Regions from separate parts of the Homo sapiens genome. Here region 2 is linked to region 1. A link is a loop called in an ENCODE intact Hi-C map of the cell type or tissue named here. Cell type or tissue: breast epithelium. All regions are shown on one strand. Each heading gives the region's core, and the rest is flanking DNA. Links, peaks and the distances in the headings are about the cores only.

Region 1 (10,915 bases), core at 3,134-8,133:
TTGGAGCATCCTGATTGGACACTGAGTGCTGATAGCATACTAACATCCAGTCAATCCCTTTGTTATGTCTAGACTATAAGCAATCCCCAAATTCAGTTGTACCTTCGATACAGATAATAGTTCAACTGCAGAAAGTTCAGGCATCCGACAGGTGTCAATCGTGACTCTCACACTTATTGGCTATGTGCCCTGATCAAGTCTCTCAGCCTCTAGGAGTCTTGAGTTCCTCATGCGTGGAATGACAATCATAGAACGTGCATTCCATGGGGATGTGGTAATGAAATCAGACACTGTCTAGAGAAATACTTTCTTGTTTTGTCTTCACACTCACTGCATTCTTCTTTTTTAAAGTGTTTATCTCAGAATTAGCTTTGTGAAATGTTTATCATCTCTCCAATCCATAGCCTATTTAAAATAACAGATAAAATACTGGAAATGTTGTTTTTTAAGGATCTCATATTTCTAAGATGCTATGCTTCTTCTCATTTGGTAAACATCAGTGGAATCTAATAAGCAAAACATGGAAAGAGCATATCCTTTAAGTATACTTCCCTTACAATTTCCAAATACTATCATTTCGACATTATTACAAGATATTAATTATTAAACAGCTGGATAAACTGCTTTTCATTCAAAAATTGCAGTGTCTTTAATATCACTTGCACCTCATCATGGCATATTTACGATGCTCCTTTAGTTCCTCCCTCTATGCCCAAGATGCCACCAAAATAATAAGCACTGAGTTATTTTTAAAAAATATTTTAAATATGTGTATTTTTAAGAACAAAGAAAATTGGAGGAGAGATACCATTAGATGAGCAATTTCAAACAAGCTCTGGAAATGGGGGGATGGTGGAGTGGCAAATGGCCTTAGCATAGCAGAGGAGGCTGCAGGACATAGACCCAGGGAGGCTGCTTACCCACAGGACCTGTGACATTTAGGACTTAGAGGTCCCAAGTGCCATAGAAAATGGCAATGAGTATCAGGGCTTAGAACAAGAAGATGATTGAAAGTCTGTGAACAGAACGACTGGACCCCTACATATTCTATCCCACCCCAGGAATCAGACAACCACTTTCCTAGGCAAGAAAATGAAGATTTATTTTCTAAATTGATCAGAAAGGCTCCAAACTTAGAGGCAGCTTGCTGAAAACAGGGATTCAGTGAGCATGTGCAGGCCAAACGTTGAAGTCCCCAGCTCCTTGCCCTGCTACGAGGGGACTGGAAGCCAGGAAAAGGAAGTAAGACACATTGCATCTTGGAAAGATGAGCCCTATTAAAAATATCTGTCGATACATGAAAGAAATTCAAACCATAACTGCATTCACCCTTCCAGACACCCACTCTAAATGGAAATAGAAACTTACCTGAAAACATTATTCAAAATTTCACACTTCACTTTTGTCTCTTCTCTCCCTGGATAAGTTTTCTGTCAGCCAGCTGTCAGTTCCTACTGAAGGAAATCAAAGCTATTCAGAGTTACATAAACACCAATAATTTGTTACATGCATCTTTCCCATTTGGAGTCTAGTTTTTAAATTCCTTATTAAGAAATCCCCCAATGTTTGCTCAGTTAGTCATATCTCACTGATTATGAGTTTGTAAAGTGTCTGGAGATTCTATGCACAGCAACCCCGTGTGTGTCTGCCTGCAGGGCTGAGTCTGCCATGCGAGGACTGCTGGGGTTGGAAGGGCCTCGGCACTCACTTGGTGCAGATCAGGAGGCTGAGAAAGGAAAGGTGAGGGCACTCTCCCAAAGCCAATCATCTTACTCACCTGTTTGCCAGAGGTCAATTACATGTTTGTGTCCTTTATCTCAATATCACCTTGCTTCTTGGATGAGCTTCGCACGGAGTAGGACTGTTTTGAGGGCCTGATTTGTGTGTTATCTCACATGGCAGTGCTGCATGAGCTGAGGTGCTTGCAAAGCCATCTTGGAGACGATAGGCCAGGCCTTTCCTGTGGCTTTTTGTCCCCATGCCACCCCCAGTTTTCCTTTCATTAAGGCAGAAAAGTGGCCGGGCATGGTGGCTCATGCCTGTAATCCCAGCACTTTGGGAGGCCGAGGGGGAGCGGATCAACTGAGGTCAAGAGTTTGAGACCAGCCTGGACAGCATGGTGAAACTCCATCTCTACTACAAATACAAAAATTAGCCGGGCATTGTGGCGGGTGCCTGTAATCCCAGCTACTCAGGAGGCTGAGGCAGGAGAATCACTTGAACTCGGGAGGCGGAGGTTGCAGTGAGCCGAGATTGCACCACTGCACTCCAGCCCGGGTGACAAAAGCAAGACTCCGTCTCAAAAAAAAAAAAAAAGAAAAGAAAAGAAAAGAAGGAAAAGTTATTTTCTTTTGAGCCTTTCACTCTACCTCCAAATAGGATCCACGCTTCCTCTCATAAAGTTCATCATCTGGCCATGGTGGGGAAGAACTTAACAAATGGGTTTGAACTCAAAATTCAGCCCGTCGCCCTTGCCCCAGTCCCTGCCTATGTGCTGCCCCAAAGGGGATTAAAGACTGCTCAGATGAGGCAGCAGGGTGCGTATCAGGGACCTGGGCTCCGGATCTCTCCAAGTTATCAACCTCTGGGAGGTCATTCTTCTGAGCCTTAGTTTCCTCACCCCTGAAATGGGGATAATATCTACTTTACAGTAGATGATTGTGAGGATTTTAAAAGATCCGAACATACTTGCTACTTACGAATTCAATAAATGTCCATTTACAAACATGCATCACCAAATACAGGCACTGCATACAGGAATCCTCAGGACTGATGGGGTCTGACGATGGGATGCTAAGTTCCCTATACCAATGGGTTCTTCTTTTGTGGGCATAAGAAACACATGGAGTGCCTGTTAAAAAGAAAATTCTAGGCTCCACTCCCACATATTCCATGGGAGGTGCTTCTAATGCACACTTGGAGAAAATCTGAGGCAAACTCTTCATTCCTCATTCCAGGCCACTTCCTGTTTGCTATGGACCCCTGCCTCAGATTCACACAGAGCTGTCTCCGACATTACTTCCAAGTGGTGCGATGCTCGGCTCCCCTGCAGGAGTGAAAGGCAGAGATAGATGGCTGCCACAGCCTAGAGACGGGTCCAGGGAGCTCACAGGTCCCAGAGAAGAGGACAGCCTTGAATTAGTAGAATGGGCCAGGAGCTGGAGGTTTGCTGCCCTGCCTTTCCTAGACGGGTTTGAAAAAACCCAGAGCCCTAGTGGGCAGCCGAAGGCCAGGAGGGAGGCCAGCTACACTGGAATAAGGCAAGCCTGCTTGCCACAAGCAAATGTGTACCTCCTCCCACCCAAGGAAAGGGGCAGAGACAGAATAAAAGATGCATCTGAGGTCGTCCTGGAAAATGGAATGACTGGCCAGAAAAAGATTCTTCCCTGGTATTGACTTGCAAGAAATATTTAGAAACTGTCCAAGGAGACGCGTAGCTGGTAAGGTTTGCTGTGTTTCCCACACATACCCGCAAAGGGCTGCCGTGTTCTCCTAGTTACTTCGGCTGTCCCCCAGGCCTTTGGGGCATCTATGCCCCAACCTCTGTTACTGATTCACCTCCCCCCAAAACACACACACACACACACACACACACACACACACACAGAGAGAGAGAGAGAGAGAGAGAGAGAGGCCAACCTAGTCCTCCAAGTCTCAGGGAACCAAGGTGATGGGATTTCCAAGCTGTTGAGGATGCTGGCAGCGTCTCCACGGTCCCCGCCGACCCCTGGAACCAGGCGCGTTTCCTCAGTTTTTCCTGAGAGCAGGAGGAAGCGAGCTCAAGGCGCTGTCGGAGAAGGGCAAAGGAAGGTGACTGGGGCGACAGCTCCAGGGCACCGATGGGGGCGGGGTGCGCGTTTCGTCGCCTCATCTCTGAGCCAGGGCAGGCAGCTGGCGGGCTAAGGCGATCACCATCCATGAAAACGGGTTCTGCCCACAGCCGCTGCGGAGCGGTCCCTGCGCCGCTCGCCCGCCGGCCGGACGCGGCCCTCCCTTGGGAAATGGTGCGTCTGAGGGGCGCAGCCACTGCCCCCATCCCGGAGCAGGCGCACCTCTGCACCCGGCTCTCTGCTAAGGGGGTCCGGTATCCTGGTGCCAAGGCTGTGCGCACCTGAGAAGGGCGGGAACCGGCTGCCCGCCCCTGTGTGGCTCCTGGAAGCAGGAGCTCCTGGAAGCTGCAAAGGGCTCCGCAGTCCCCAGCCCGCCCCCAGCGCCCAGCCGGCACCTCCTGCTGCCCAGCTGCCGAGGCACCTGCGGAGACGCGCCCAAGTCAGCCCCTCCGGAGACGCGCCCAAGTCAGCCCCTCCGACCCGCGCGCTCTTGCGGCCCAGCGCGCGCCGCTCCCGCTGCTGCGCCGACCTTCGCCCATCAGGCCCCCCGCCCCGCATCCTCCTCGACACCCCGCGGCCGGGCAGCCCTCGCCGGTTCCCGCCGCTCGGCGAGGCTGAGAAGGAGGCGGAACCCGCATCCCCGCGGAGTCCAAGCCCCAGCGGCCGCAAAACTGGAACCGAGAACCAGTGGGAAAGGCAGGAGGCGCGAGGGTGAGCTCGCGTGGAGCGCGCCCCGGGGTGGCGGGGCAGAGTCTCTCGGGAGGCCCCTGCAGCCCGGCGGCCCTCGGCTGGCCCTGGGTCTCTCATCCTGCTCGGGGCACTGCAATGTCAGGGTGAGCGGGAGGTGCGGGCTTCAGGGGCTTGCGCGCACCGGGCAGGGAGCACTGAGGCCGTGCGGGCCGCTGGGTTCCACGCTGCGCCCTCGATGTCCTCCTCCCGGCAGCCGCCACTGCAAGCCAAAGTTTCCCAAGTGCAGCCGGCAGGGACGGCGCCTCACACTGACCTGGGACGCGCTGTCGAGTTGGCGGCGGCGCTTTCAAACCTCTCTCCGGCACTGCCCGACCCTCTGTGCGGCCCTAGGGCGCCGTCTGAGCTGAGCTGTGGTCTTCGGCTCCTCGGCGCCTCGAATCGCAGATCTCGGTAGATGCCGCCCAGTCCCCGCCCTGCTTGCGGAAAGAGGCGGGCGACTGCCGCGAAGCGCTGGAGCTGGGACCCGGAGCGCACACCTCGCCAGACGCCCGGGCAGCGAGGCGCTTCCGCTGGGGGTGACGCGTCGGCTCCAGGCTCTGCGCAGGTGAGGGCGGCAAGGCTCCTCTGGACCCAGGGGGGCCAGCAGCTGCTGGAAGCTCCGCCTTCTGTCCCCGTAAGTCCCACCCCCGTCCCCCGCTTCGGCCACCGCGCTTCGGCCACGGCGACTTGGCCAACAACAGCGGCAGCAGGGTCTCCCCATTGAGGGAAGCACGCACCCCTACGTCACGGGCTTTGGCTCCTCCAGTCCGTATCCCTCCCCTCAGCTCACATCCACCCGCTGGTTCATGGGTCCATCTGTCCCCACCGGTCCTTCCACCCCTCCGCATCCCTGTACCCACTTCAGGTAAAGCCAGAGCCACACTTCAGGTTGGGGTGTTAGTGGGAACAACCGTTCTTATTTACGTCTTTAGGAATTTATAAGGTTATTATGCTATTATTAAAACATGAATAAACATATTAACAAAATTTCGAAAAATACATTTCATATGTTAAACTCTACTGAGAGATGAAAAGGAAATGAAGCAGAAGCAACTTTTTCTGTCGTTTTTAGTTTTTGGTTTTTTTGAGACGGAGTCTCATTCTGTCACCCAGGCTGGAGTGCAGTGGTGTGATCTCGGCTCACTGCAACCTCTGCCTCCTGGGTTCAACCGATTCTCATGAGCCAGCCTCTGGAGTAGCAGGGATGACAGGTGTGCACCATCACGCCTGGCCAATTTTTGTATTTTTAGTAGAGATGGGGTTTCACCATGTTGCCCAGGCTGGTCTCGAACTCCTGACCTCAAGTGATCCACCCACCTCGGCCTCCCAAAGTGCCGGGATTACAGGTGTGAGCCACAACGCCCGGCCAGAAGCAAAGTTTTTAACTCTTCATTTATCTTGGAGGGTCTGGTGGAGAAAGGCCATCACTATTTTTGTTATTCAGATAATGTCAATCAAAACTTGTTTATAGTTTTGAGTTCTCGGGAAAAGTAGATTTATCTCTGGTCAGGCTTCCTTTATTAAAGAAAAGATCTCTCCGAAATGAGGACCTAAAGGGTCCTCATTTAGTAAACATATGCAAAGCAATTGCACAGGGTGCTTTACCCCAAAGTTAGGCTCTAGGGAGTTTGAATCCTATATCTGGGCTGCCCTTTGCCTACAGCTGTTTGTTTGGAGGTTACCAGGAAGACTGAGCCAATTTGCATGAAGGCACGGGGCTCCTCCCCCTTACCACCTCCGACTGTTCTCTTAAAAAAATTTCATCAATGTGCAGTGTACCTATTAAAAGGCAAATATTTTGGCTGAGTGCTGTGGCTCATGCCTGTAATCCCAGCACTTTGGGAGGCCAAGGAGGGTGAATCACTTCCAGGTCAGGAGTTCAAGACCAGCCTGGCCAACGTGATGAAACCCCATCTCTACAAAAATACAAAAATTAGCCAGGTGTTGTGGTTTATGCCTGTAATCCCAGCTACTGGGGAGGCTTGGGCAGGAGAATCACTTGAACCCAGGAGGCAGCAACTGCAGTGAGCCGAGATAGTGCCACTGCACTCCAGCCTGGGCCACAGGGCCAGACTTCATCTCAAAAAAAAAGACACACATTTCACAAGTCCGATGATTTTGCACAAAATGAGCATCATCCAGATCAAGAAGCAGAACATTACCAGTACCCTCACAACACTCCCTCTTCAGATTTCTCATTGGAGGGAGTGGTGGCTTCAAACAGCATAGAGTAGTTTTGTTTCTTTTTGTACTTTATAGTGATTGAATCACTCTGTTGACTGGCCTCTTTCACTAATAGTATGATTAAGAGATGCATACTGTGTGTGGCTGTAGTCTGTTTATTCTTTTTGCTGTATAGTATTCCGTTTTGTGATTGTGCCTCAATTGCTTATTCATTTTACTACTGATAGACATTTGGGTAATTCTCAGGTTTGGGACATTACAAATAATGCTGCTATGAACATTAAAATAGATGTCTTTTGGTGACCATATATACTTATTTCTGTTGGGTACATACCTAGGAGTGGAATTGTGAGTCATGATGTAGGCATATGTTCAGCTTCTGGAGATGCCACCAAACAGCTTTTCAAAGCAGATGATCCAATTTTCACTTCTACTTTATTAGTTTTCTATTGCTGCTTGTTACCACAAACAAAATCACCACGAACTTATTGTGGCTTAAAGAACACAGATTTATCCTCTTACAGTTCGGGAGGTCAGAAGTCCAAGTTGAATTTTATGTGGTTAAAACCAGAGTCTCAGCAAGATTGCATTACTTTTGGGGGTTCCAGGGGACAATCTGTTTCCTTGCCCTTTCTAGCTTTTAGAGGCCATCTGCATTCTTTGGCTGGTGGCCCCTTCCTCCATCTTCAATATCTGTCTCTCCCTCTCTCTCCCTCCCTGCCCTCCTCTCCCCACTGCCACGCTTCTGTTGTTACATGTCTCTCTCTCCCTCTGCTTCCTTCTCTCCCTCTGACTCTCCTGCCTCACTCTGGAGGACCTTTGTGATGACACTGGACCCACTTGGATGATCTTCCATTTCAAAATCCTTCATTTAATCACAGCTGCAAAATTAATTTGGCCTGTAGGGTAACATATTCATAGATTCTAGAGATTAGGACATTAAACTCTATGGCGGTTCATTACTCAACCCACCACACCTATCAGCAGGATATTGGAACATGTTGCATGAATGGAGGATGGACTGAATAAACAGAGGATAATGAATTTACAATTTACATTGTATCCCAGATACAATTTACCTGTAGGATTTTTACTGTTGACCTGGGTGCTGTGCCAGGACTGGTGGGCAGGAGAGGAGGGCTGATGCTGGAACACCACTTCTAGCCACCACCAACCTGCTGGCACTACGTGATTTGTGCCTGGGGGCACCCATGCTGAGTGACATGTTAGAGAAGGCAGATCCTCCTTCGTGGGAGTTGGTAACAGCAGTTAAACAGTGGTGAACACATCACATTTTACAGTGGGAAAGGCCCTGTGGTCAGTGGACAGTGTCGCATCACATGCCACAATGGTGGAATTATGAGGACTGACTTCCACAGCAGGAGAGTTAAGGGGAGGTCTGGATTAGACTACAAAGCTCATCTGGTAACCTGGGCAGGCCAGTCCATGCCATCGTTGTAATCTGAATGTTAAAGGGAGATGATTTTAACATTCAAAGTCTGAGAATGAGAATTTCTAGATTATACCTACTTCTGATCTCAGTTTAGTCCAGCAACTACACCCCTGAAGGAGAGAGGACAGATGTTTTTATCCTCATTTTAGCAAAGGGACTGCCAGGGAGCAAAGCTCCATGATTCACCTAAGAAGCCTCAGGAGAGGAAACAGGAACAGAAGGAAGCTCCCAGCTCTTCCCGCTGTCCTTTGTGTGGCTCCACCTCCCTGGAGTGTAGATTCACTACGACCTGAGGTCATGGAAGCTGAGGACCCAGAACCGACCCAAGCCATTCAAACCAAATTGGATACATCCTACTTTGTGAGTGATAGACTGGGATTCTCTGGAATGTGAGACTCCCTGTCCTCATGGTTTTATGCCATCAAAAAATATATTTTAGAAACAAGTAGAAGTAGATGCTTGGGCCAGGCGTGGTGGCTCATGCCTGTAATCCCAGCACTTTGGGAGGCCAAAGTGGGTGGATCATCTGAAGTCGGGAGTTCGAGACCAGCCTGGCCAACGTGGTGAAACCCCATCTCTATTAAAAAAGAAAAATACAAAAAATTAGCTGGGCATGGTGGCATGCACCTGTAATCCCAACTGCTTGGGAGACTGAGGCAGGAGAATTGCTTGAACCCAGGAGGCAGAGGTTGCAGTGAGCTGAGACTGCACCACTGCACTCCAGCCTGGGCAACAGAATGAGACTCCATCTCAAAGAAAAAAAAAAGTAGATGCATGTGTTTGATAAACATTTTCATCAGAAACCCCTCCATCTACTTTCTGTCTTCTAGAAATCAGCTGAAAATTCTAGTCTACTGATGAAATCACCCCAGTTCTCTTCACAATTGTGGTTTATACTATTTTACAATTCACTTACTGCCAATTTAATTTAGATCCAGCCTTTAGTGTAACCATTACCCAAAACATGTACATTGCACCTATTGAGTAATTTCTCACCCCTCACCTGGACAGAGAAACGTGTGGTTAGTCTGACATCTTGAATTTAAAATCCCATGGTTGAGCTAAGTAATGTGTAGACATGGACATAGAGTATAGAATAATAGACTTGGAAGACTTAGAAGAGTATGAGGGTATGGGAGAGGGGTGAGGAATGAGAAATTACTCAGTGGGTGCAATGTACATTTTTGGGGTAATAGTTACACTAGAGGCTTAGACTTCACCACTACCCGGCATTTCCATGTAACAGAACTGCACTTGCGCCCTTAAATTTATACAATTTTTTTTAAAGTTCCATGGTTATCAGTATCGTAGTTATCATCATTTCATTAATATTTTATTAAAGAAAACAGAATTCTAAGCTTGCAGTGGAGACAGCCTAAAACCATCCAGCCGACAATCCAGAAGCCCTAAAATGCTCAGAAATTGGTAGCATTATTATCTTAGAACTAGGGGTAAAAAGGCAACTAAAATAAGAACTGATTAAAATTCTGTTTTTCCCAAGGTGGGCATCATACTTAATGCTGAAAGACTGAAAGCTTTCTCCCTAAGATTAGGAACAAGACAGGGATTTCCACTCTCACTACTTCTATTCAACTTTCTAACCACCAGGGCAATTAGGTAAGAAGATGAAATAAAAGGGATTCAGATTGGAAAGAAAGAAATAAAACTATATCTACTTGCAGAAGATATGATCTTGTGTTCAGAAAATCCCAAGATTCTATATACAATTAGAACTAATAAATGAGTTCAGCAAGGTTGCAAGACACAAGATCAATATACAAAAAAACCCAATTATACTCCTATATGGTAACAATAAATGATATGAAATGTAATTCTAAAAACAATTTTATTTACAATAGCATCCAAAAGAATACAACACTTTGAAAGAAATTTAACAAAAGAAGGGGAAAACATATTTTGGAAACAAAATAATTGCTCAAAGACATTAAAGAAGTTATGTCAAAGAAGTCAAAGACATTAAATAAATGGAAAGACATCCCATATACATGGATCAGAAGATTCAATGTTATTAAGATGGCAATACTCCTCACATTGATCTACAGATACAGCACAATTCTTATCAAAATCCCAGCTGGTTTTTTGGAGGACTCATATTTCCTGATATCAAAACTTACTTACAAAGCCATGTTAATCAAGACAGTGTGATACTGACATGAGGACAAAAAGATAGATCAATGGAATAGAATGCAGGGTCCAGACATAAACCTTATATTTATGGTCAACAGATTTTCAACATAGGTGCTAAGACAATTCAATGAGGGAAAGAACACTCTTCAAAAAAATGGGGTTGGGACAACTGGATATCCATGTGCAAAAGAATTTTAAACCTCTACCTCATTCCATATACAAAAATTAACTCAAAAGGATTAAAGACCTTAATGTAAGAGATAAAACTATAAAACTCTTAGAAGATAACATAGGCATAAATCTTCTTGACCATGGATTAGCCAATGGTTTCCTAGATATAACACCCAAAGTAAAAGCAATAACATAAAAAATAGATACTTGGGCTAAATGAAAATGAAAAACTTTTGTGCTTCAAAGGACACCAAGAAGAAAATGGAGAGACAACAAAATGGGAGAAGACTTTTATAAATCATATATCTGATAAGGGGCTTGTGTTAAAATGGGCAAAGGATCTGAGTAGACATTTCTCCAGGGAAGGTATATAAATGGTCAATAAGCACAAGAAAAGATG
Region 2 (12,234 bases), core at 3,984-8,983, 63 kb before region 1:
TTATTTTTGAGACAGAGTCTCACTCTGTCACCCAGGCTGGAGTGCAGTGGCATGATCTCAGCTCACTGCAACCTCTGCCTCCCATGTTCAAGCGATTCTCCTGTCTCAGCCTCTGGAGTAACTGGGATTACAGGCGTGTGCCACCACACCTGGCTAATTTTTTTTTTTTTATTTTTGTTAGAGACAGGGTTCCACCATGTTGGCCAGGCTGCTCTCCAACTCCTGACCTCAGGTAATCCGCCCACCTCAGCCTCCCAAAGTGCTGGGATTACAGGCGTGAGCCACCGCGCCCGGCCGAGAGACCACCCATTTTGTAGAAGGTGGAGATGCTGGCAACAGGGAGGACCAGATCAACAGGCTTACTAGAAGAATGAAATAAGATGTCTACCATGATTATTTTTCTAAGCTGGTCAGTTAGTAAACAGTACCTGCTCTCAAATTGAAAAAAAAAAAAAAAAAAAAAGATGAACAAGTCAAGATCTAATGTGCAACATGAGGACTCCAGGTAATAAAATTGTACTGTATATAAGGGATTCGTGTTAAATGAGATTTTAGCTGTTCTTGCCACACAGAGAAAACAGATATGTGAGATGATGGATATGTTAATTTGCTTCATTATAGTAACCTTTTTACTATCTATCTATCTATCTATATATATATATCACATAACAGCATATGTGTATCTTAAATATACACAATGAAAGTGATTTTAAAAATTTTACCCTATAAAAAACAATATCACTTTTCATGTAAACACTGTTATTTTAGGATCTTGGAGTGAAAATATACTGGAATATTTTCTGAGAAATAGCCAGATTACAGCAGAAGACGGTGCTGAGATCACCTGGTATCATGCAGCTAACCACAAGGCACAAACAAATGAGGCACTGAAAAGTAAGTCAGTACAGTTACTTGTAATTTACTTTGGATAATAGATTAATTCAACTCCTTTTTTGATATCTAGGTATATTTGCAGATACTAGAGACAGGTGATCCAAGTGTAAGTTCCAGGCTGACATGAGTATTTTATTTATTTTTATTTATTATTTAATTATTATTTATTCATTTTTAGAGACATAGTCTCTCTCTGTTGCCCAGGCTGGAAAACAAAGGTGTAATCACAGCTCATTGCAGGCTCAAACTCCTGGGCTCAGGTAATCTGTGAGCCATCACACCAGGCTGAACATTTTTATAAAGTGTTTCATTTTGTTTACAAAATGGACAAATTGCATAATGAAAGAATTTTCTTATTTTCTAGAAGCAATTTGCCTGTTATGTCTGATTCGAAACTCTCATATATTATTATATTTTCTTATGTATGTAGTGATTTGAGTAAAACTTTTAAGATCAGGACCATGTATCTTACATATTTTTATGTCTTTCATCATGTACTAATGAGAAACCCACTCAATATTTGTTCAATGGATGGATGAAGGCATTGTATACCAATTTATAATTAATAAATAATTGGGCAATATTTATGCCTAAGCTAGAAATCAAGTCTTTGGTTTACTGATTCAACCTGTAATCATTGTATGTATATCCCTTCATTATACAGATGAACATTATAGCAGTGTTTCTCAGCCTTTTCCTATAAAGTGCTCATGTTGGCTGCAGCAGGAAAGGAGAAAGAAAGCATATCACTACAGGGCCGGGGCAGAGCTTGCAGTATCTGGTCCAACAAGAAATTACCTTGAAATTCCATATTTTATTATAAAAGTGTATGCATTTTTGCATCCTAATTCATTATATATCTCAGCTTCTTTTATTGTCAAAACACTGTTTTAAATTGTATTTTTCTCCTCAAAAGGAAGAATTTTGTCTTGTTTCATGTTGAATCCTTAATGCCTGAAACAGTGCGTAGCATATAATAACTACACAGTGATTATTTAGTAAATGAATTTTAGCAAAATTGATGCCTCAGGAAATGGTTGCTTAATGATTGTCAGGAACTGTAAGGAGTCAATGCTAATGAGTACAGGGTTTCTTTTTTGGATGATGAAATTTTTCTAGAATTAGAGAGTGGTTATAGTTACATAACCTTCTGAATACGCTAAATAAAAACCACTAAAGGGTTCACTTTAAAAGGGTGAATTTTATAGTATGTAAATTATGTCTCAGTTTTTAAAAATGAAAAAAATGATAGGAAAGGAAGAAATAAAACCTTTATTCACAGACAGTATGATTGTGTTTATAGAAAACAAAAAAGATTCTATAGATAAATGATCATAATAAATAGGTGAACTTAGAAAATCTCAGGATGTGGTCAGGGCGGTGGCTCATGCCTGTAATCCCAGCACTTTGGGAAGCCAAGTTGGGTGGATCATTTGACCCCAGGAGTTGAAGATCAGCTTAGGCAACATAGTGAGACCCTGTCTCTACAAAAAATAGAAAAATTAGCCGGGCATGGTGGCATGTACCTGTAGTCACAGCTACTCAGGAAGCTGAGTCAGGAGGATCGATTGAGCCCAAGAGCTGGAGGCTGCAGTGAGCTGTGATTGCACCATTGCACTCCAACCTAGGTGACAGAGTGAGGACCTTGTCTCAAAAAAAAAGAAAGAAAGCAAAGAAAAGAAAATCTCAGGATTCAAGGTCAAAATAGAAAATAAATTCTGTTTTTTTCTAATAACTGAAAATCTAGAAATACAACTTAAAAAATTTTACAATTTGTATAATAATAGTATATACAAAGCCCTTTTGCCATCATAGCCTGGGGATGGTGAAAAGTTACTTTTGCTATGCTGAACAGGAGTTGATGAAGCAAGGCAAAGTCTGGCCATGGTCACAAGCTGGAGCTCCTGTGGGTGAGGCAACGTATGCCTTGATATACAGACTTCCTCCTCTTGCTGTCCCTGTTATATGAGACTATTAGAACCATGCAGTCTCCCAAGCAGAAGTGTGCCCTGACTTTTAAAAGTCTTCTACCCACAGGCTATGGATGGAAGACTAGGGAGAGGGGCTGGGCAGCTTCTGTATCTTCTGTGTCTCCAGGCCAGGTCTCCCTCTCTTGTTAGGACTGTTAATATTAGTCCATCCAACTGCTTATTGATGTTTCCACTTAGAGATCTCTCATGCGTCTCAAATTTACGTTATCCGAAATGAGATTCTTGACTATATTTACTAACCTGCACTTCCTGTGATCTTTCTTGTCTCAGGAAATGGCACCACAATCTACTTAGATGTTTCAACCAGAAATCTAGGAGTCATTTTTTCGCTCCTTTCTTTATTCTTGTATCTAATATCCAATCATTATGATTCTATTCCAAAATACATTTTGAATTAGTCCACATCTTTCTTTCCATCTTTCTTATCATTATCCTAGAAGCCACCAGGATTTCTTGCTCATACTGCTGTAGTTCCCCCTTTTTTTTCATGTAGGAGACCTTAGGAACATACTTTACATGGGCCCAGAGACTCCTCAACTTGCCCATTTACTGATTTTTTTTCTATCTATTGGAAATAATGGAATTAGCAGACTGCGACTATTACTCTTTTTTTTTTTTTTTTTTTTTTTTTGAGATGGAGTCTTGATCTGTCGCCAGGCTGGAGTGCAGTGGCACGATCTATGCTCACTGCAACCTCTGCCTCCCGGGTTCAAGCCATCCTCCTGCCTCAGCCTCTGAGTAGCTGGGACTATGGGCATGTGCCACCATGCCCAGCTAATTTTTGTATTTTTAGTAGAGATGGGGTTTCACCATGTTGGCTAGGATGGTCTCCATCTCCTGATCTCCTGATCTGCCCTCCTTGGCCTCCCAAAGTGCTGGGATTAGACTATCACTCTTAAATGAAAGATTCCAAGCTTTTGTGCCCCTTTATAACCACACTGATAAAGGAGACCTACAACCCCCTTCCCCAACTTCATCCTGGGAAAATAATAAAAGACTAGATCATCTATCTTTCTGCAAATTCACTTGCCCTGTTGTCCTTGCAGAAGTTTGGCCATAGGGTGAAAGAACAACTTCTCTGTATCTGCCCTCCCCCTGGCGAGATAAGCCACACAAACATCAGGACTCAGCACTATTCACATGGTTGAAGAATTCCACCTTTGGCAGAGGGCTGGAAGCTGTTTGGATAGTACCTGGACATTGCTTAGAATTGCATTTGATAGAGAATAAAAGGAGTATAAAACTCTTTGATTGGTCTTGGTGTTTTGGTGTTTATTTCTTTATTTTTATTTTTTGTAGAGAGTCTGGTCCCAAACTCCTGGCTGCAAGCAGTCCTCCTGCCTCAGCCTCCCAAAGTGCTGGGATTACAGGTGTGAGCACCACACCCAGCCATTTTGTTATTTTATGCTTTGCCTCACTGTAATTAAAAGATCCTAAATATGGTATAGCTTAGAGAAGAGAGACATAGCAAACATCCATTGAGTTCTTTTTTTTTTTCTTTTTTGAGACAGAGTCTCACTCTGTCACCCAGGCTGGAGTGCAGTGGCACGATCTCGGCTCACTGCAAGCTCCGCCTCCTGGGTTCACACCATTCTCCTGCCTCAGCCTCCCAAGTAGCTGGGACTGCAGGCACCCGCCATCACGCCTGGCTAATTTTTTGTATTTTTAGTAGAGACGGGGTTTCACTGTGTTAGCCAGGATGGTCTCGATCTCCTGACCTCGTGATCTGCCCGCCTCGGCCTCCTAACTTGCTGGGATTACAGGCGTGAGCCACCGCACCCAGCCACATCCATTGAGTTCTTACTACATCACCAGTCCCCTTTTCTTTCTTCCTATAAGAATTTTTTTTTTTTTTTTTTTTTTTTTGAGACAGAGTCTCGCACTGTCATCTGGGCTGGAGGGAAATGGCACAATCTCGGCTCACTGCAACCTCTGCCTCCTGTATTCACGTGATTCTCCTGCTTCAGCCTCCCGAGTAGCTGGGATTACAGGCTCACACCACCACACCCGGCTAATTTTTTGTATTTTTTGTAGAGACGAGATTTCACCGTGTTGGCCAGACTGGTCTCGAACTCCTGACCTCATGATCCGCCTGCCTTGGCCTCGCGAAGTGCTGGGATTACAGGTGTGAGCCACCACGCCCGGCCAAGAACTTTACTTTTATTAAGGTATCCATTTCTGCTCCATACAAGCATATGGAAACTGGTTCCATTTGTAGCTCCAGGGGTGCATTACAATAAGTTAATCAGCACTTGAAGTTTTCCTGATGATTCATATTGCTCCCATGGTGGGCAAGTGATCAAACTGGGCTCAATTAGACTCAAGTAAAGTAATTATAATTACCAAAGAAGTTTTATATCTTAAAATTGAAGTATGTGAACATGAAAATATGTAGCCCTAGTGATTATTGGTAGCTGTCTTAAAATCATGAGATGAAATTAGCCTTACGATGAAGACGACACCAAGGACAGTGAAGAAAAGAGACATAAAGATCACAATAACATCACTGAGCTGCTGATTGTACCACACTTAAAGCTCACCTGACCCCTGGACTTTTAGTTATTTGAGATGATAAATCTACTAGCTTGAATCTGAATTTCTATTTATTTGCCGCCAGAAGCATCCAGTAGATCTATGAGTCCATCCTAATTGGATAGATTATTTTCCCTGCTTCCACACTTGCCCCTGTCTATTTTATTTTCCACCCAGCATCCAAAGTGGTATATTTAAACATAAATCAAGCCTCTTTATTGGTCTCAAATGGTGTTCCATTTAAAATCTTTAATATAATTGCTAGATAGAAACATGTTTGGTTCTACTGCTCTGGTTTCCAAGAGGAGAGATTTTTTTCCCTAAAGGCTTTGACCTCTTGCCTCACTGTTTATTTCTCTCATAGAGGTTGAGAGATTGTTTTGATTTGTAGTTCTTGACTGGGTGGAGCTAATCTATCAAATGCACTAGGCCAAGCAAGGTGGCTCACGCCTGTACTCCCAGCACTTTGGGAGGTCGAGACCAGCCTGGCCAACATGGTGAACCTCCGTCTCTACTAAAAATACAAAAATTAGCTGTGCATGGTGGTGCATGCCTGTAGTCCCAGCTATTTGGGAGGCTGAGGCAGGAGAATTGCTTGAACCCAGGAAGCAGAGGTTGCAGTGAGCCAAGATCATGCCACTGCACTCCAGCCTGGGTAACAGGGTGAGACTCCATCTCAAAAAAAAAAAAAAAAAAATGTGCTGGACAAGGGAGTGAGCTCTTCTCTTCCACTGGGAAGCAGCCATCTGGATATTTGTATTTGTTAGAACTTTGCTTCAAAGGGGCTGTTCCAAGATTTGGACTAGAGGGTGACTGTGGCAGTTAGCAGGTAGCAGGCACAGGCTTATTTAGTTCTCAACTAAGCTGTGTCCTCTGACCTAGCTTTAGAGGTAATACAAGTATACTTTGATCCCTGTCTACTTAACTTGGCTATTTTATTTCTCAAGATCCACTTGGAGGCCAGGTGTGGTGGTTCACGCCTATAATCCCAGCACTTTGGGAGGCCAAGGCAGGTGGATTGCTTGAGACCAGGAGTTTGAGACCAGCCTGGGCAACATGGAGAAACCCCGTCTCTACTAAAAATACAAAAATTAGCTGGGCATGGTGGTGCATGCCTGTAATCCCAGCTACTTGGGAGGCTCAGGCAGGAGAATTGCTTGAACCCAGGAGACAGAGGCTGCAGTGAGCTGAGATCATGCCACTGCATTCCAGCCTGGGCGACAGAACGAGACTCTGTCTCAAAACAAACAAACAAAAAACAGATCCATTTGGAGAAAGGGGTGCTATTTATTGGCATCTTCAAACTACTTCAATAACCTGAAGGGCCTGCACAGACTGGCCTGTGTCTCCAAGTCCACCTTCACAGTGTTTTCACATTCCTAGAAATTCCCACACTGGCCTCACAGCAGTGCCTTGCATGGCTACGCTCCCTCCTCCTTGGGCTGTCACACACATTCTTTCCTGGAAAGCTCTTTTCCCCACACTCTGCCTTGCTAACCCCTTAAGCTGATCCTTTGGTATCGGCTGAATTGTCACTTCCTCAAAAAGACTTTTCCTGACTCCAGAATCAAAATTCAGGGAAGCACCTTCCTATGTGGCCTTTTGTGACTGGCTTCTTCAATTAGTATGTTTTCAAAGTTCAGCTGTTTTCTAGTGTGTATCAGTTCTTTATTCCTTTTTATGACTGAATCATTTTTGTATGTAGATATACCACATTTTGTTTATCCATTCATCAACTGGTAGACATTGGTTGTTTCCCTTTTTTGCTACTATGATTACTGCTGCTATGAGCATTCACATACAGGTGTTTTTGTAGACATGTGTTTTCAGTTCTCTTGCTTATATGTCTAGGAGTAGAATTCCTGGGTCACATGGTAACTATATGTTTAACTTTTTAAAGAACTGCCAAACTTTTCCAAAGTGCCTGCTCCTTTTTACATTCCTCCTAGCAGTGTGGATAAGGGTTCTAGTTTCTCCACATCTTTGCCAACACTTGTTATTGTACTTTTTTTTTTTAATTATAGCCAGCTAAGTGTATATGAATTGGTATCTCATTGTGGTGTAGATTTGCATCCCCTAAAGACTAATGCTGGTGAGCATCTCTTTGTGTGCTTTTTGGAAATTGGCTTATATTTGCAGCTGAGTAGCTTTCTTAGCCTGTTCCCTGCCTGTAGAAATTTGGGAGCCCACAGACCTCTTTTCGTTTTGAACTATCTCTGTCCTTTTGTGTCCAAGTAGTTATATCTCCCTTAAAAATATAGTGGGCTTTTAATATATTAAATTTAATCAGAAGCCACACCCCCGTCTCTTTGAGGTAGACCTCTCTCTACTTTGGTATGCAAGTTAAGGTGCAGTGGACAACACCCTTAAGATTCCAGAAGATTCCATATCTAGCTATGTGGCTACATGAGGCACCTTCTTTCTGAGGGCTTAATAAAGGGTCATATGGTTGTACCCTTGGCTTGATATTGACACTGAGGCCATGTTTTACTGGTGCTATGGTTTGAATGTTTGTTCCATCCAAAACTCATGTTGAAATTTTTTTTTTTAAGAGACAACGTCTCACTCTGTCACCCAGGCCGTAGTGCAGTGACGCAATCACAGCTCACTACAGCCTTGACCTCTTAGGCTTAAGCGATTCTCCCTCCTCAGCCTTCTAAGTAGCTGGGACTACAGGCGTGTGCCACCAGCATGCCTGGCTAATTTTTTTTTTTTTCCAGTAGAGATGAGGTCTCGCTATGTTGCCCAGGCTGGTCTTGAACTCCTATGCTCAAGTGATCCTCCTGCCTCTGGCTCCCAAAGTGCTGGGATTACAGGAGTAAGCCACCACTCTGGCTTCATGTTGAAATTTAATTGCCAGTGTAACACTGCTGCGAGGTGATTAGGCCATGAGGGGTCCACCTTCATGGGTGGGTTTAATGCCATATTTAAAGGACTTTGGAAAGTGGGTGTTCTCTCGCTCCGCCTTCCACCAGATGAAAATGCAGTGAGAAGGCCCTCTTTAAGTATCAGCACTTTGATATTGGATTTCCCAGCCTCCAGAATGGTGAGCCAATAAATGTCTGTTTATTATAAATTACCCAGTCTGTGTTATTCTGTCATCACAGTATAACACAGACTAAGACAGGCAACACCCTAGATTTAAATTTTGGCCCGAGACTGTCTCTTACTTTGAGAATCTCTTGCCAGCTGGAGAGGACAGGAATAAGAAACAGTTTTATTTTCAAATTCAGAAAGTCCTGATTTGGAAATATTTTCTCTATATGCTGCTGAAAATCTGAAACGTTAATTATTTAGCTTAGCTCTTTCTTCTCATTCTTTATTATAAGCAGTTAAAAGAAGCCAGTTGCCACTTTCACCATTTCCCCTGGAAACCTCTTTAGCCAAATACACAGGTTCACTGGGTATCCTGTCTATCTTCCACCAGTTGCTACAGTGACAGTGTTGCCAGAAGTTTTACCACTATGGAAAACAATAAAATGAGCTTATTGTTCTCAAGCTTCCAGTAAGAATTTCTGCACTGCTCTTCCAGCTTCCATGAACAGTTCCCTCCTTGCCTTTCTTAGCCTCCACCAGGTCACAAAGCCAATGCCACATGTTTCAGGTTTTTGATATGGCAACACTCCACTTCCAGCTACCTATTGCTTTTTATCTATTGCTGTGTAATAGAATACCCAAAAATGAGTGACTTAAAATAGCAGTGCTGTATTTTTTTCTGATGATTTTATGGGTCAGCTGGTGGTTCTGTTGCATGTAGTACGGGCTTAGGACGTTCATGTAGCTGCATTCAGCTGGGTGCCCAGCTGGGCCTGGAAATTCTAAAATGACCTCACTCATATGTCAGTGGCCTTAATGCTCTCTGTCAGATAGGAAGTCTTAGTTCTCCTCCACGTGGCTTCTCTCTCTCTATGTGGTCTCTCAGTCTTCGGTAATCTTGCATGAATGTCTTTACATGGTGGCTGGATTTCAAGAGTAAGAAAACTGAAGGTGCCAGCAGTTTTAAAGGCTAGGCCTAGAACTGACAGTTTTATTTCCACTACCTTCTGTTGGTCAAAGCAGATCACAAGTGGTGCCAATCATAATCCCAAAAGACACAATCCCAAATGCCATATCCCAAGTGTTGAAATGCTGAAAGATCAAAATCCATAGCCTAAAATCCTTAATATCTAATTGAATCCCCAAACTATAATGATAGATTTAGAATTAGGTGCAATCAAGGCTTATAAGAGTGAATTTCAAGTTGTTACCAGTAAAGTTTGTCTTTTTCATTCAGCCTGATGCCTTTAACAGAAAACTCAGATGAGTGGATTGGTCACGTGAGATGGCAGTGACAAAAACTTCAGTTTAAAATGCCTTATGGATCTGTATTGGCATTCCTTCCCGCTGATGAAATTCTAGGAGCTTTTAGTAAATTAAAGCTGCATTTGCATGAAGAAGCCAGAGAAATTACTGACTGGTTTGAAGATAATGACGTGCATGGTCGGATAAGAAGACATGCCCTGGAGTTGCTGTTTGACCATCAGTATTGTTTCCACCAAATTTGTGATCTGCATATAAGTGCATGTGAAATGGATTTCCACATACCCAAAACAGCATAGAAACATGGCACAGAAGATCGGAAAGTTTAATAGGGAATACTCATGCAGGTGCATATCAAATCATAGAAGAAGTTGAGAAAAAACAGCGCCACATAGAAAATGAATCTGAATGTATCCTCCAAGGAGACTCATGCCCTAAAAGAAAAAATGTGGCCGGGTGTGGTGGCTCTCACCTGGAATCTTAGCACTTTGAGAGGCAGAGGTGAGAGAATCATTTGAGTCCAGGAGTTTGAGACCAACCTGGGCAACACAGTGAGACCTCATCTCTACTAAAAATTTAGAAAAATTAGCAGGGTGTGGTGGTGCATGCTTGTAGTCCTGGCTACTCAGGAGGCTGAGGCAGGAGGATCCCTGGAGCCCAAGAGTTTCAGGTTGCAATAGAGTGAGACTCTGTCTCAAAAAAAAAAAAAAAAAAAAAAAAAGGAAAGAAGAAAGCAACTATTTATTGCAGTGCAGGTTGGCCACCTCTTATGGAGTACACTTGTGCGATTACCTGTCATCTATCCCACTTTTTTCATGTGTCAAAGCTTCTTTTTCGTTTTTGCCCACTATTTTATTATTTATCTTTAAAAAAAATTTTTTTTTGAGACAGGAGTCTTGCTCTGTTGGCCAGGCTGGAGTGCAGTGGCACAATCTCAGCTCACTGCAACTTCCGCCTCCTGGGTTCAAGTGATTCTCCTGCCTCAGCCTCCTGAGTAGCTGGGATTACAGGCGCCTGCCACCACACTTGGCTAAATTTTGAGTTTTTAGTGGATACGGGGTTTCTCCATGTTGGCCAGGTTGGTCTCAAACTCCTGACCTCAGGTGATCTGCCTGCCTCAGCCTCCCAAAGTGCTAGGATTATAAGCGTGAGCCACCATGCTTGGCCATTTCCACTATTTTAAATGGTCAGCATTGTTTTTTATAATTCACTATGCTACATAATTCATCTTTGCATTGTTTCTGGTATTGGAGGTATAGATTGTATAAAGACTCTTAGAGTGTTCTAATTTGTTTTATGCATTTTTTTCAAATTTGACTCCACAGAGCTGCATTTTCACAACATTGACTTTGTGTGTAACCATTGCGCTTATTGATAAAAACGTTGAAACTTTCACAGGAAATGAAGAGATATCCATTTGTACATCTGCATTTGTGAAAGATAAAATTTCTCAAGATCACAGTTCTTTGGGTGACTATGTGTATGATGGCAACCCATCACAGTTTTTGACTGATCTTGTCAAAAGACTTAGGTTGTTCATCAAGTTATTTCAGATGACTGCAGTTATTTAAGCTATTTCTTTATGATTACAGTTCATTTGCTCATGTTATATCTCTGAACTGATTAATATACCTGGGTGTTTATGCTTGCAAAAATGTGTGTTATTATTGCCTATTTTATTGTGTAAAGTGGCCTCTGAAGTGTTCTGCCATGTTTTCATAGGTTTCTCAAATAAATGCCCTTTTAAAAATGAACAGGATTGGCACAGTGGCTCATGCCTGTAATCCCAGCACTTGAGGAGGCCAAAGCAAGATTACTTGAGCCCAAGAGTTCACGACCAGCCTGGGCAACATAGTGAGACCCTGTCTCTACAACAGATATTTTTTAAAAAAATCAGCTGGGCATGGTGGCACACACCTGTAGTCCTAGCTACTCAGGAAGCTGAGGCGGGAGGATTGCTTGAGCTCAGGAGGTCAAAGCTTCGGTGAAGTATAATGCTGCTACTGCATCAGCCTGGATGACAGGGTAAGACCCTGTTTCTAAAAAAAAAAAAAAAGAAATTTAAAAAAATGTAAGTAAATGCATTTTAAAGAATTTTTAAAATTATTTTTTCCAATATTTTCAGGATTTTGATCTTTTGGGATTGTGATTTTGGGGATTTTAGACTTTAGGGATTTTGATTTTCTGGGATTTCAAAATTCGAGATTATGGCATTTGGGGAATTACGGCCCCAACCCATCACAAGACCTGCCCAGCTGAAGAGGCAGGGAAGAGGATGTTGATGGGAAGAGCGGTATGCATGTCCTGGAGGAGTTGTTGGCAGCCATCTTGGAGTCAGTCTGTCACAGCCTGCTGAACATACTTACACCATGTCTGCTGAAGCTCCTTACCTGTTCAAAGGATGTATGCTTTTAAGCAGTAACTAAACCGTAAGTCAAAGAAGTGAATTTTTAATGTAGATTTTCAAACATGAGCAATGAATATCCATAATTTCTAATTTGAGGAGTGAGAAGATAAA

The links. Hi-C counts contacts between places; a loop is a spot of excess contacts. Peaks named below come from ENCODE experiments on the same cell type or tissue, not always from the same donor. Only the 100,000 strongest peaks of a DNase experiment are listed, where the experiment ranks them.
Region 2: a loop joins it to region 1, with 13 times the contacts of the local background. A loop is called at or near these places in 3 of 110 quality-filtered maps.

Annotation. Positions count from the first base shown.
Region 1 is chr5:80,565,321-80,576,235 of GRCh38, forward strand. ANKRD34B (ankyrin repeat domain 34B) reads right to left here and starts at 4,960. Exons shown (of 5, transcript NM_001004441.3): 1 at 4,834-4,960; 2 at 3,640-3,787; 3 at 1,369-1,454. In breast epithelium, for the core only: no CTCF peak of the experiment used is centred there; no DNase peak of the experiment used is centred there; H3K4me3 peaks cover 1,667 bases; H3K27me3 peaks cover 3,367 bases.
Region 2 is chr5:80,501,024-80,513,257 of GRCh38, forward strand. It overlaps FAM151B (family with sequence similarity 151 member B), which reads left to right. Exons shown (of 6, transcript NM_205548.3): 2 at 769-894. It also overlaps the pseudogene RPL7P24. Among named protein-coding and RNA genes, the nearest start is that of FAM151B, 19 kb to the left of the region's middle. RefSeq lists enhancers at 6,088-6,588, 11,528-12,234. In breast epithelium, for the core only: no CTCF peak of the experiment used is centred there; no DNase peak of the experiment used is centred there.